Regions from separate parts of the Homo sapiens genome. Here region 1 is linked to region 2. A link is an interaction called in ENCODE POLR2A ChIA-PET data of the cell type or tissue named here. Cell type or tissue: OCI-LY7. All regions are shown on one strand.

What was found. ChIA-PET counts read pairs that join two places held together with the same protein. Peaks named below come from ENCODE experiments on the same cell type or tissue, not always from the same donor. Only the 100,000 strongest peaks of a DNase experiment are listed, where the experiment ranks them.
Region 1: POLR2A ChIA-PET joins it to region 2 with 5 read pairs; 2 of 35 experiments call an interaction of 5 or more read pairs at or near these places.

The regions. Positions count from the first base shown.
Region 1 is chr2:223,572,314-223,577,313 of GRCh38, reverse strand. No RefSeq gene overlaps it. Among named protein-coding and RNA genes, the nearest start is that of SCG2, 28 kb to the left of the region's middle. In OCI-LY7, no CTCF peak of the experiment used is centred here; no DNase peak of the experiment used is centred here.
Region 2 is chr2:223,839,533-223,844,532 of GRCh38, reverse strand. No RefSeq gene overlaps it. Among named protein-coding and RNA genes, the nearest start is that of AP1S3, 4.5 kb to the right of the region's middle. In OCI-LY7, no CTCF peak of the experiment used is centred here; a DNase peak (open chromatin) is centred at 2,872; H3K4me3 peaks cover 349 bases; H3K27ac peaks cover 824 bases.

The DNA.
Region 1 (5,000 bases), 270 kb after region 2:
GATGGATGGTAAAAGACACTTTCCTCAAAGACAGCAGGAAGAATAAAATCAAGGACACTCAGACATAAGGGGTTAGGAAAACCCAACTCTTCCCAGCTTCAGATGGTGGTGGGAGAAATATTTGAGGCTGTTGCCTTTGCTAGTTTTTGTTGTGTTACCAAGTTATGCCCTGACTTTTACTGTGACCTGTGAGATTCCGACATTTGTAGAGGCCAAGTGCAGTGACTCATTCCTGTAATCCCAACACTTTGGGAGGCTGACGTAAGCGAATAACTTGAGCCCAGATGTTTGAGACTGGCTTGGGCAACATGGTGAGACTCTGTCTCTACAAAAACTACAGAAATTAGCTGGATGTAGTGGCATGTGCCTGTAGTCCAAGCTACTTGGGAGGCGGAGGTGGGAGGATCGATTGAGCCTGGGAGGTCAAGGGTACAGTGAGCCATAATCACGCCACTGCACTACAGCCTGGATGACAGGGTGAGACCCCATCTCAAAAAACAAACAGACAAAAAAACTTGCCAGATTGCCAGTTGGCGGGGACTGGAGTCAGTGGGAAACTTCAGAAATTACAGGTTAGGTGAAAATAAACTGTATGTGGCATATGGACTAAACTATTTTTCCATAGAGTGCTTTGAGAGTTATCGAAACATTCTTGCTCTGGTGATTCTATCATTTGTTGTACATTGCAAGTCAATAGCTAATTATTAATTTTATTATCTCATAAGATATTGTTTTTTTTTTTAATTTTACAATAAACCTTTGGCACAGAAATAAGCTAAAGTGATAATAGTGCATGCTTAATAAAAAATTATGTGCTAATTTTCTCTTTCTCACAAAAGTTGATGATGAAATTTTAATTTGGCTTAATTGTGGATGTTGGCTACATTTGTCATCCACTATGGGAACTCCAGTAATAAAGCTGACCATAAGAAAATAAGAAGATGTAAATCTTCTAAAGTTTCAAAAGTCAGTCATTATTTTGTGGAAACTGTGCCCAAAGGCAATGACTTAATATGTGTAGTGGTAGAAGGCTTAGTTACATATGATGACTTTTTATTTAGATCAAATTACTGTGTTTATAAATTAATTTAACTCATTTTCAATTGTAAATGATAGCCATTAATGTGTTGGTTTCATAAGCAGAAGGACTTTTCAAGCAAAATATGCCAGTTTAATATCAGTGTTGTTAGATATTTTTGTAGAAAATTAATTAATTCATTTTAATATTTTTGCCATTTCTGATGTTTTTTTCCCCTGATCCCCCTGGGTGTTTAAGCCCATTTATAAATGCTTTTCTCATGACCTGGATCAAAGCAAGGCACAAAATTAGCCTAGATTAGAGAGGTGGGGAAAGAGACTCCATATTCTCATGGAAGGAGCTGCAAAGTCACATTGCAAAGATACCTAGGTATAAAGAGGAAGACAACTATGACCATCTTAACAATCAGCTATACATCTTTCCCCTAGAAAATTATACTCATTCCACATTACTGGAAGGAAAACAAAGAACATTATGCTTATAAATACTATAGATTATGTGTCCTAAATATGCCTTTAATTAATATTCCCTTCCCCAGTTCTATGACACTGTTGTAGGTTAGGGAAGCTTTATCATTTCCACCATGTTGGCCAGGCTGGTCTTGAACTCCTGGCCTCAACTGACCCACCTGCCTCAGCCTCCCAAAATGCTGGGATTACAGGGATGGGTCACCATGCCCAGCTTTACCTTAATAGACTCTTACCTATTTTCCTTTCATCCAATTTGACCCCACTCCAAAACATCCTCTCTGTTATTCCTATTCTGAGTATGTCACTTCATTGCTTAAAAGTTTTTAATAATTCCTTATGACATATGAGAAAGACTCTGCAATCATTTATCATGGCATTGTAAGGTGCTCAACAGTCTTGTATCTGTCTCTGTTTCTAGACTTCTCTCCCACCATGCTACAAAATGCATATTCGGGCTACAGTCGATTGTCCTACTTGTAGCTCTCCAAATATGCTATTATTTCTTACTTGACTGGAACTTTACAACTACTGTACCTTTGTCTGGAAAAAATCCTTCACTGCCTACCATCCCTTATTCCATCAACTTTCCTGTTTGGCAAACACTTATCCTTCAAAGTCTAGCTCATGTGTCATGTCCTCCAGGAAGCCTTTCTTGCAGCTCCAGATTGTGAGAGCTTTCTTCTATGTGCTTACATACTCCTCTGAATAATTCCATGATAATAGTTATCATGAGGTATCACAATTAACGTTTTGCTTCTCTAACTTGCTGCAAAGTCATAGAGGAACTATATTTGGACTTCTGATTATCTAGATCTTACAGTAGCGTATAGCCTGTAGTATATTTGTGTTGTGATCTTTTTCCATAGAGAATAAATGTAATTACACAAAAGGCAGACAATTTAAATTAACTCTGCTTTGAAGTATACCTATTTTCTCCCTTGTAATTACCTATCACTTCTAGAAATTGATTTAAATTTATCAAAGGAGGTGATAATGCAATTTTTAAATAAAGAAGATTATTACTTGTGGTAGTAAGTATAGCAATACCTCAACTTTTTAGTTCAAGTTTTATTCTACAACACTTAAAATTTAGGTCAGTTCTTTGATTTGTGCATTGAAAGGTTTTTCCTATGAGATTAAAAAATGGGCTCTCTAAAGAATTCTTCGGTAGGGGGAGGGGGCACTAATTCTATCTATATGAAAAAACTGTTACAGACATGTTTAAAATTTTTAAATTGAAATGATATAATATTAAAAAATAGAAAGCCCATCACTTAGGCTTAATTGATAATATGACTTTGTTTTATATGAATCATAACCATTCTACAAAGAAAATGTTAAAAATACACCTAAATTTTTCCCCACCGCTGTTCTATTCATCTCATTCTCCTCCCAGATGAAACCATTCATTCATTCACTGGTTTATTCAAAGATAAATGTTAAGCATCTACTATTTTTTGGGCAGTCTTCTAGGTGTAAGGAATAGCTGTAAATAAGTTCCTTCTTCGTGAAATGCCCAGTCTAGATTGTAGTTGTAAGCTCCATTCTCCAAGTTGATGTATATCACATCAAGGTATGGTTTTATACATTTATCATATATTGTATGTATTAGTAAATATTATGTATATATTATATAAATTAAAGGTTATATACTTTTATTAATATATAAATTTAGTATATATTATATTGAATGACATAAATGGTATACCATCAGGATATCTTTTTCCAACTTTTTTTTTTACTTATAGTTACATTTTGTGATTTTCCTTGTTTATCCTACTTAGTTCATTTATTTTATAGTATTTCATTATATGCTAGGACCACAGGTGATCCTAAATTTACCTTTAATCAGTATTCCCTTCTCCAATTATTTGGAGGGTCTCCCTACTTTTTGAGATCCTGATCTGAATATTTTTGGTCTTAATGACTATTGTATTAGTCCATTTTTGAAGCGATGTTGTTTGTTGACTGGTGGATAGTAAGGTTGCTTTTACTGTTTTGGTATCACAAAAATTGCATGAACGTTTTTGAATATGCTTCTTTATTCATATGAGTTTCTGTTAGACAGCTACAAACAAATTGCTGAGCTAAAGGACAGGAGCAATGTCAACTTCTAGGACTTGCTCTACTAAGTGTTTGGGACAATTTACACTCATTGGCAGTGTATGATTCCCATTTCCCCACATCATCACCAATACCCTAGTGATTTTTTTTCCTCCAATGTCATCGGTGACTTGAAAATATTGTTTACTGGTAGTCAATTCATCTTCTCTGTGAATTTCCTGTTTATATTTTTGTCCAATTTTCTATATGTGTATTTGTCTTTTTCATATTGGTTTGGTAAGATTTATTTTTTTTATTGTATGTATTTGAGGTGTTCGTGATAGTCAGATATACATATACATTGTGGAATAATCAACACAATCAGGCTAATCAGCATATCCATCACCTCAAATAGTTACCTTTTTTTTGGTGGTGAGGACTCAGGATCTACACTCTTGCCAAATTTCAAGTATACAGTACAGTATTGGTAGCTATATACTCACTGAATTGGGTGATGCCTGCCCACATTGGTTAGAGTGATTGTTTTTACTCAGTCTATTGATGCAAATGCTAATGTGTTCTGGAAATACCCTCACAGACATGTCTAGAAATAATGTTTTGCCAGCTATCTGAGTATCCCTTTGTCTGGTCAAGTTGAACATAAAATTAACCATCACAAATGCCGTGGAAATTTTGACAGAGAAGGCACTGAATCTGTTGATCACTTTGAGCAATATGGACATTTTAACAATATTAATTATTTCAATCCATGAGCACTGGGGGGTATTTTTGCATTTATTTGTGTCCTCAATTTCTTTCATCAATGTTTTATAGTTTTCAATGTACAGCTCTTCCACCTTCTAGTTAAATTTATTTCTAAATATGTTATTCTTTTTGATGCTATTGTAAATGGGGATTATTTTCTTATTTTTTTTCCTGTTAGCTAGTTATTTAGAGTCTAGAAATGCTACCGATTTTGTATGTTGATTTTTTGCCTTACAACTTTTCTGGACTTACTGATTAGTTCTAAGAATTTTTTTGTTGGAGTCTTTAAGATTTTCTATATACAAAATCACCTCAACTGTGAACAGGGATAATTTTACTTCTTTCTTGCTGATTAGGATGACTTTTATCTTGCTTGCTTTCTCTAGGATTTCCAGTCATGTGTCTAGAAGTGGTGAGGGTAGATATCCTTTTCTTGTTCCTAATCCTAGAGGAAAGGCTTTCAACTTTTCACTATTGAGTATGACATTAGCTGTGGGCTTGATATATGTGGCCTTTATTATGTTGATGTACATTTCATCTATACGTAATTTATTGAGAGTTTTAATCATGAAAGAATGTTGAATTTTGTCAAATTTTTTTTTCCTGCATCTACTGAGATGATCATATGGTTTTTATCCTTCGTTCTGTTAATGTGATATATCACTTCATTGATTTGTGTATGT
Region 2 (5,000 bases):
GAATTATTTGACTCTGGGAATATGCTTATTTTAGAACCAATCATTATTGCTGTGGGAAAGCAATATTCTGATTGGCCAGGAGAGCATCATGTGCCACCCCTAAAGTTAAGAGTCTATGTGTGGGTTGGCTCCCCAAACCCAAACTGAAAATTACAGGAAGCAGGGGAATGGATGCTGGAGAGGCAAACAGGAAATGTCCACCAGCAATTTCTTTGTTGCATGTTTGCTGGCATCTTATCCTTTCCTTTCAGAGCATTCATGATAATTAAACATTTATGTATGTTATTATTTATTTCATATTTGTCTTCCCCCATAACACTGTACATCCACCCTGAGAGGGACCACGACTCCTCTCTTCACTGTTCTATGCCCAGTGCGAAGCACAGTTCTTATCACAGAGTAGATGTTCAAACAATATTTGTTCCATAACTATGCTACTACAAGAAACCCAGTAGGATGCAAAAGAGTACATACAGTAGGTGTCTCAGTCCGTTCATGCTGCTATAACAGAATGCCTGAGACTGGATAATTTATAAGGAATAGAAATTGATTTATCACCGAGCATGGTGGCTCATGCCTGTAATCTCAGCAATTTGGGAGGCTGAGGCGGGCGGATCACGAGGTCAGGAGATCGAGACTATCCTGGCCAACATGGTGAAACCCCATCTCTACTAAAAAAATACAAAAATTAGCTGGGCATGGTGGCACGCCTTTGTAATCCCAGCTACTTGGGAAGCTGAGGCAGGGGAATCCCTTGAACCCGGGAGGCGGAGGTTGCAGTGAGCCAAGATTGCACCACTGCACACCAGCCTGGTGACAGAGCAAGACTCTTGCTCAAAAAAAAAAAAAAAAAAAAAAATTGATTTCTCACAGTTCTGGAGGAGGCTGGAAGTCCAAGATCAAGGCATCAGCAGGTTCAACGTCTGGTGAGGACTCAGTCTCTATTCCAAGATGGTGCCTTGTTGCTGCATCCTCCAGGGGGGCGAAAGTTGAGTCCTCACGTGGTGGAAGGGATGGAAGGCTAAAAAGGGACTGAGCTAGTTTCCTCCAGCCTTTTGGTAAGGTACTAATCCATTAATCCACTAATCATCACTTCTCCAAAGGCCCCACCTCTTAAAACTACCACAGTGGGGATTAAGTTTCAACATGAAATTTAGAGGGAACTCTCATTCAAACTACAGCAGTAGAATTTCAATTTTGGTTTTAAAAACAAAATTTCAGCTGGGCACGGTGGCTCACGCCTGTAATCCCAGCACTTTGGGAGGCTGAGGCAGGTGGATTGCTTGAGCTCAGGAGTTCAGCACCAGCCTGGGCAACATGGCAAAACCCTGTCTCTAAGAAAAATATAAAGATTAGCCAGGTGTGGTGGTGCATGCCTGTAGTCCCAGCTACATGGGGGGCTGAGGCAGGAAGATCACTTGAACCAGGGAGGTCAAGGCTGCAGTGAGGTGAGATCATGCTATTGCACTCCAGCCTGGGAACCAAAGTGAGACCCTGCACACACACACACACACACACACACACACACACACACACACACACACACACAATCTTTCTGTCCTTTTCTATCTCTATAGAATACAAATATGCAAGGAAATAAACCAAATATAACAATAGTTATTTCTTATTGGTAGAATTAGTATTATTATTATTTGGAGACACAGTCTTGCTCTGTGCCCAGTGGCACAATCTCGGCTCACTGCAACCTCTGCCTCTCGGGTTCAAGCAATTCTCTTGCTTCAGTCTCCTGAGTAGCTGGGATTACAAGCATGCGCCACCACACCCGGCTAATTTTTGTATTTTTAGTAGAGACAGGGTTTCACCATGTTGGCCAGGCTGGTCTCGAACTCCCGACCTCAGGCATCCACCTGCCTCAGCTTCCCAAAGTGCTGGAATTACAGGCGTGAGCCACCTCACCTGGCCTCTTGTTGGCAGAAATAGAGTAAGGTTTTATTTTATTTTTATGTTTTATTTTTTGAGATGGAGCTTTGTTCTTGTTGCCCAGGCTAGAGTGCAATAGCGTGGTCTCAGCTCACTGCAACCCTTGCTTCCTGGGTTCAAGAGATTCTCTTGCCTCAGCCTCCCAAGTAGCTGTGATTACCGGCATCCACCACTATGTCTGGCTAATTTTTGTATTCAGTAGAGATGGGGTTTCACTATGTTGGCCAGGCTAGTCTCGAATTCCTAACCTCAGGTGATCCGCTAGCCTCAGCCTCCCAAAGTGCTGGGATTAGAGGGGTGAGCCACTGTGCCCAGCCTAGAGTGAGGTTTTAAAATAACACTTTTCTGTGTTTTCCAAATCTGCAATGAACCTATATTATTTTATAATTAAAAATTTTCTGAAAATATTCTTTAGAAATATATTAAGTAGAGTTTTTCCATTTGGAATAATAGGCCCTCTTTTGAAAAGTAAAGGGGGTTTCTAAAGAGCATAAGGCCTCATACTAAAAGTTTCACCATGACAAGATGAATTTCTGAATGCTGCAGAAGGGATTACTGGAGATGTTGATTACTTAAGACATTAATAAGAGGGCATTAAAGAACAGCAGGACCAGGCTTCAATTAATGCCTGTGAAGGCACTGCATAAGCCGACTTTGAAGTTGGCCTCTCCTTTGCTTCTTTCAGTTTCTTAAACTCACAGCTTGATCTATCTCAATTTCTGTGAAGTCAGTATTTTGGTTTATAGATTATTATTATTTTACTTTATTATCAGGTCCCTAACTTGCTCTTCTCCCTTGCTGTGGACTTGATGGTGGCTTTTGCTGCATTCTCTCTGCATCTTCTGCTAATATTTAAATATAGAATGATCTGAGAAGTGAAACTCCTAAATCAAGTTGACCAAATGCCAGGGCATTGTTTTATGAGTAAATGTACACACACAGAATCACATGCACCAGCTCATAAACAACCTAACCGGAACCATGTAACACACTGTACTTGTCTTCTAGGACATTAGATTTTGAATCTAAAAGCCTCTTTAGGATCTGACCAGGGAACTCCTCTTTAGACTGGTACATCTTGAGTGATAGGGCCTCTGGGTCCTCCCTGGGGTTTTGCTATTTGTGGGCCACGTGTGGAGTCAGGAGTTTGAACAGAAGCAAAGATGGGATACAGAAGTCAAGACTAAGGCTGGGTGTGGTGTCCCATGCTTGTAATCCCAGCACTTTGGGAGGCCAAGACAGGAGGATCCGTTGAGGCCAGGGATTCTCGAGATCAACCTGGGCAACATAGTAAGATCCCATCTCTACAGAATTTTTTTTTTAAAGGAGAAGTCAAAGCTTAAAAATGCATGTTATTCTTCTGAGACAAATGACTGATGAAATAAACACTGCTTAACTCTCACTGTTGCGTTCTGAGTAGGTCTGTCAGGGGTAGGGCTTTAGGGGGAACCATCTTGAATCTTAGTGCCTTGATTCTAGGCTTATCCCTGCCTCTTATTAGCTTCTTTTTACACTTAGTTTATTATTATTATTTTTAAAATAGAGATGGGGTCTTCCCATGTTGCCCAGACTGATCTCAAACTCCCGAACTTAAGCAGTCCTCCTGCCTCGGCCTCCCAAAGCGCTGGGATTACAAGCCTGAGCCACTGTGCCCGGCCTGCCTCTTATTATTGCTGTTGAGCCTCTGAGCCTCAGGCTTTCATCTGTACCATGGCCACAGTGCTTCCTTTCTTACGGATTGTTTTGGGGGCAGCCAAGATAACCCTGTGAAGTGTCCAGCTCACTGCAGGCCTCCCTCTTCGGTGATTTGGGGTATGGTGTGAGAATCTGGAGGAAAAAACACTGGGTGGCAGAGGCCCCAGAGAGCATCCTCTGCCCATCTCAGCCAGGCCAGGAGGAAAGGCAAAGGACACTAATAATTTTTAAGTTACCTGCCCCCCTCAACCTCTACATCTTTAATTACACCCCCTCCAACCATAAGCCACACAGTAAGGGAAACTTCTCCTGCTTTATTTTTTTTAATTTTTATTTTTTGAGATGTAGTTTAGCTCTTGTTGCCCAGGCTGGAGTGCAATGGCACAATCTCGGCTCACTGCAACCTCCATCTCCCAGGTTCAAGCCATTCTCTTAGCCTCCCAAGTAGCTGGGCTTACAGGCATGTGCCACCATGCCTGGCTAATTTTTTGTATTTAGTAGAGACAGGGTTTCACCATGTTAGTCAGGCTGGTCTCAAACTCCTGACCTCAGGTGATCCACCTGCCTCAGCCTCCCAAAGTGCTGGGATTACAGGCATGAGCCATCGCTCCTGGCCTTTCCTGCTTTAATATTTGACTTAACTGTCATGGCAAGAGCACTGAGATGATTTCTTTAGCTTTTTTTTTTTTTTTTCCTTTTTTCTTCTGCGAGAATCTCGTAGTGTCGTCCAGGCTGGAGTACAGTGGGGATCTCGGCTCACTGCAAACTCCGCCTCCAGGGTTCAAACAATTCTCCTGCCTCAGCCTCCTGAGTAGCTGGGATTATAGGCACCCGCCACCACACCCAGCTAATTTTTGTATTAGGGGTTTCACCATTTTGGCCAGGTTGGTCTTGAACGCCTGACATCAGGTGATCCCCCCGCCTCAGTCTCCCAAAGTCCTGGGGTTACAGGCATGAGCCACGGCGCCTGGCCTGAGATTTCTTTAGCTTTGTAATTCACCTTTAGTAATTCCATTTCTTTCCCACTAGCAAAGAAACCCTTACAGCACAAGGCTCTGGATGGTGGCACAGAGCTGGGCCCTGCCCTGAAGTTACCTAGAAAGGAGGAGAAGCACAAAGATTAGATTCTATCTAGTTAGATAAAGCATGATGTACTGAGAAAGGGAAGGAACAGACCCTGGGGGAAGAACATAGGAGTTAAAAAGTAGCTGTCCTAGATTCACTTTTCTTTCAGGAAGCAAAATCATCCCATCGCCTGGGGTTTAACTGTTGTCAAATAGTCCTCTTCCAATGCCCCCGGCAGAATGCCACAAGTCCAGGTTTGAGAGCTTTGAGGCTGGAGGCTGTGGCTCTCCTGGGGGCTT